Regions from separate parts of the Homo sapiens genome. Here region 1 is linked to region 2. A link is an interaction called in ENCODE POLR2A ChIA-PET data of the cell type or tissue named here. Cell type or tissue: PC-3. All regions are shown on one strand.

Region 1 (2,500 bases), 150 kb before region 2:
ACACTCTGGCACCAACCAACTAAAGGACCATGGGTTCTTCACCAGCAACCATGTACCATGCATGCTGTAAGGCCCCATGAAGGAGAAGCTTGGGACATGGGCTCTGCCTTCAAAGACTACAGGCTGTAAGTACAGCTGGAGAAGGGAGAGGGAATACCATCTGGGTGGCTTTGAGAAAGTCCACTGGGGCTGAGTCAATAGGCCATACTCAGATGACATTAACTCCTTGACAAACCCCATTTCTTTGCATGTGAAACCACCCATGAAACTAAATGTTCAAGACAGATAATGTTTAGGTAAATTTTTTTCATAAGGCTGCTTATTAGAAGCACATATTTCTTTCTTTTGGAAGGCTAAAAAATAGGGAAATTATCGGGCATCTTCAGAAACTAGAAAAACAACAGTTCTTGTTATAGATGCCACGTTTTCAAACAAGATGTCTTTTAAGATGATTCTAAATAAAAATTAGGGCCAGGGCTAAAGGCTAAAGGACATGATGAATAATAAAGAAAATGTTGACTAAGAACAGATTTTACGGACTGAGTTGTCAGAAGATGGAGGCTAAGTAAGGTGAGGGGCCTCCTACGAATTTGGTATAGGGAAGGTAGAGTTAAACCAGCAAAATTCGGCCATTGTGGGAATCGAGCAAGAGACTTCCTTTCTTGCAAAAGTTTGGAACCTGCAAAACTTGTGCTAAAAAAAATCGTAAGAGGGTGGGTTGGCACATGATTATAATGGAGAAAGTGGGAAATCTAACTGATTGCATCACAATGTGTCTGGAGATTGATGTGAACAGGAAGGGTCCAGTCAGTCATGAAAACAAAGACAAATGGAGGCCGAAGGCAGTGGTGCAGTGCTCTTAGAAGTATCATCAAGGCTTAGTTGACTTCAACACATGGTTCCCTTGGCAGATCTTTCCCTTTGGTGCATGAAGGAGCCTCAAGTGATACCTGCCAGACCCTTGGTAAGAACAACAAACTCCTCTTGTTTTGATTCCTTGCCCTCCCGGAAAGCACCGGATAAACGTGGCTTCTGGTGGAACCCGGCTTCTAAGGAATCAGACCCATAGGGGACAAAATGACCGGGGCAGGCAGACCTCTGCGTTCCAGACTGGCTGACATCTGAGTTCTTGTTGTGATGAGTAAGCTGGCTGCCTGCTACCTGATTAAGTCTCTGTGACTCAGCAAAGGCGAGCCTGCATCATACTCACAGGGACATCTTCGAGGGCAGGTTTCTGAGTCCCTGAGGCTGAGCTCCCACTGGGGAGCATTCATTAGGGAAACGCCTATGGGAATCTTAGCAATGCCATCATTCTTGACTTGCACTAACACTGAAGAGCCCTCCAAATAAATGCATGGTAGATCAGTAATATCTTCTGGTGATTTGAACAGTTTCTCTTAAAAGAACTGGAGCCTGAGATTTACTTTTTTTTTGAGACAGGGTCTCGCTCTGTTGCCCAGGCTGGAGTGCACTGGCATGATCACAGCACACTGCAGCCTCAAACTTCTGGGCCCAAGCGATCCCCCAAACTCAGCCTCCTGAATAGCTGGGACTCCAGGCATGTACCACCATGTCCAGCTAATTTTTCTTATTTTTGTAGAGATTGGGTCTTGCTATGTTGCCCAGGTTGGTCTCAAACTCCTAGGCTCAAGCAATCCTCCCACCTTGGCCTCCTAAAGCGCTGGGATTACAGGCATGAACCACCACACTGGCCACTTTCTTAAATAACACTATCTTTCAAAATACCTATTCTAATTTTGTTCTTTTTTTAATGACAGTGAGCAGTTGTTTCTGCTGTTTTTGAGAGTCTAAGTTCCCCGTTAGCCTTCTGTAACAATGACACAGCACACACACTGCTTCATTAGAGTTCTCAGAATATTTAATCTTTCCGTTCTGGTATTCAATTTTACTGTCAAGGCCAAAAATAAACAGACAGCCATTGAATCTAGGTTCTCTTATAAATAGCTTACATAATTGCTCTAAAATATGCACCAAGAGATCAACGGATGCTCTTCTGGAATATCTTGAGGAAAAACCCCAAAGCATTTGTTACCCTGGTGAGGGAGAATCCACTAAGCACTCTCCGAAAGAAAGATGGCCAGGAATTCCAAAAGGCCTTGTAGTAACTACCTGAATTCACACCCCAGCAGAAAATATGTCAGCCTTATCAGAATGCTCTGCGGATGCCTACGGAGTCAAGAGGCCTGCTGTTGAATAAATGCCGTTTGCTTCTGTCTACCCTAATCATCACAGATCGTCCTCTTTTCTGGGTGAATGATTGTAACCCCAGTCACTGGCAAGACAAGATGACATCTGCTGACACCAGTGGCAGAACGTTTCAGACTCTAGCATTCACATAGTGCCTTCGTGTTAATGATTCTAATCATCTTCACACCCTCAGCGCAGCAAATGACAGCCCTATCTCCAGTCGCATTGTCACCAACTCACCAATACTCTGGGTGCAGCAATAAAGGCTGGTATAACAACCAATGTGAAGATG
Region 2 (2,500 bases):
GTAGGAGCCAGGATTGGAACTCAACCTGTCTAGCTTCAGAGCTCATCTCTCTCATTTTTTTTTTCTTTTGAGACAGTCTCACTCTGTTGCCCAGGCTGGAGTACAATGGCGTGATCTCAGTTCACTGCAACCTCCACTTCCGGGTTCAGGCAATGGTCATGTCTCAGCCTCCCGAATAGCTGGGATTACAGGCACGTGCCACCTCACCCGGCTAATTTTTGTGTTTTTTAGTAGAGGCAGAGTTTCGCCATGTTGGCCAGACTGGTCTCAAGCTCCTGACCTCAAGTAATCCGCCCACCTTGGCCTCCCAAAATGCTGGGATTACAGGCGAGAGCTCATCTCTTAACCACTGTTTCCTGGAGTACTGCCTGGATTATAATCATGTCTTCCTGCCTACAATCTCTCCCCTCCCAGTTTAGCCTCTGCAAAATGGACACTCAAACGTCTGTTGTTCTTGTCAGTCCCTACAGAAATCTCCAGTTACTTCCAAAAGACCACAGGACAAGCTTTCATTCAAACACTTTTCAAATTGAACAGCAAACCACAAGTCTCTGTGTACTTGCTTCTGACTAAAAATATGTGACATGCATGCTGACCCCACAGAACCAATTACCATGCAAATATAAGTTGGGGGATGGTGCACTGCTTGGACAACACCTTATGTTCACAGAATCCTGACGTCATGGATTCCTATCCACAGGCTCTAAAAATAGGTGATGATGCTAGCAATGATACAACTGTACACTGGCAAAGGCTTATAAATTAAAGTGCTTTAGCAGCTATTTTTTCACTTGTTCCTAACAACAACACTGTCAGGAAAAAAAAAAACAACTGATTTTGCCAAACATATATTTTTATACATAAGAATAGTGAGACCCAGTCAGAGAAGATGCAAGATCAGATGAAGGCCACAAAGCTAGCAAGGGGCAGAGCTGGCCATGAAACCAAACTCTGAGCCTTCTAGGCAGAGCTCTCCTAGTACATCTCACCTCCTAAGAAGAACCAGTGGCATGACTATAGGAGGGAGACTCAAAACCACTCAGCCTGTGGCTCCAGTGGAAACCTTAGCTTCCCTCCACAGTTAAGTGATGTAACAGATCACCTTACCTATAAAGCCCAAGACTATTGAGGCCCAAATCTTTGAAGTCCCTTATTATCCATCCACATAGAAGAGCTCCTTCCTGCAGAGGAGGGTTGGCTTGGAACTAGAGCAACTCCTGCCTCTGTATATCTGCCAACAGCCAAGTACCTGGAGCTCTCCGAGGTTCTGATCCAGGTCATGGGACTCTGGATTTCCTGGGACTGGGGGTTCCTAGACCCCCGTCTTTAATTGCAACTTTCTGACCATCAGGCCCGTGTTTTTTTGCCATTTGTTAAGAACCTGGGTCCTATAATCTCAGTAGTAGAGGCCACACCCTGGACCAGAATTACAGGCCATGAGGGCTCATGGAAATGCATACATAACTGCCCACATATATAAATCAGCAATGATTTTGCTTGCTTAAAGACAATATAGAACAGACAGGGTATCAGCAAACCTCTTCAGAAAGCAAAGGAAACCCAGCTTCTCTTTATCTCAGATCTGATCTCTTTACAATGGAAACTCAGCATGTACAATAAAACCGAGGCCATCAATAAGGTATCAATGCTGCAAAGGACGCTTCAGCTGTGTCACAAGGACCACTTGAGAAAAGGAAGAGAACTCACACCATTCCCTTCCCAAAAGCACTGTACCAAACAGAGCCTGGGATGGCTCACCCACATTCAGAGACCAAAAAGCCAGAATAATGCCACTCTGGCAAAAATTCACGACACATTCAGCGGCCTGCAAACAGCAGCCTCACCGGGCAAACAGATGATGTGCATGCAACTGCGAGCTATGCTAGGATGGTCTGCTTTCTGATAAGCTGCGTTGCCTGGATCTGGCTGGCTGCTGAGCCAAGTTGGCTACCTCTTTTCTCTTCTCCCTCACCATCCGTTTCATACTTTACAGGTACTGGTGAGTTGGCTGGGTTCAGTGTTAACTCCTTTAAATTAACTGGTCAGTCTGTAACCAAAATACTACACAGTAAAATACCAAAATATGATCAGTTTGGGGGCCCCTCCCTCCTTTCATCCTTTACTTCTTTCACCATTCATAACACAGTTTAAGGCACAGGCTTCACGATGAATGGAGAATGATGCTGTGCATCAGAAAACCAGAACTAGTACTGACGTCATCATTTATCTGAGGTGTGACCTTGGGGGCAACACTTAAAGTCTCTATGCAGCCCTTCTGTCATCTGTAAAAGAGGTCTAACAACAAACACACCATCCGAGAGGTGTCTTCAGGATCAAAGAGTGAATTAGAGAGTAGTATACAAATTGATTATCTACTCTCATTATTAAATAGCAAATACTATTTTAAAAAGAACTATACATAACACAGATGAAATTCACAGTCATAATGTTGAATGACAGAAGCCAGACATAAAAGATGATGTACTGTATGATTCCAATT

The links. Peaks named below come from ENCODE experiments on the same cell type or tissue, not always from the same donor. Only the 100,000 strongest peaks of a DNase experiment are listed, where the experiment ranks them.
Region 1: POLR2A ChIA-PET joins it to region 2 with 10 read pairs; 2 of 35 experiments call an interaction of 5 or more read pairs at or near these places.

What each region holds. Positions count from the first base shown.
Region 1 is chrX:19,602,273-19,604,772 of GRCh38, forward strand. All of the region lies in intron 9 of SH3KBP1 (SH3 domain containing kinase binding protein 1), which reads right to left. Among named protein-coding and RNA genes, the nearest start is that of MAP3K15, 88 kb to the left of the region's middle. In PC-3, no CTCF peak of the experiment used is centred here; a DNase peak (open chromatin) is centred at 1,179; H3K27ac peaks cover 1,043 bases.
Region 2 is chrX:19,750,011-19,752,510 of GRCh38, forward strand. The region is part of intron 2 of SH3KBP1 (SH3 domain containing kinase binding protein 1); the gene reads right to left. Among named protein-coding and RNA genes, the nearest start is that of SH3KBP1, 140 kb to the right of the region's middle. In PC-3, no CTCF peak of the experiment used is centred here; no DNase peak of the experiment used is centred here.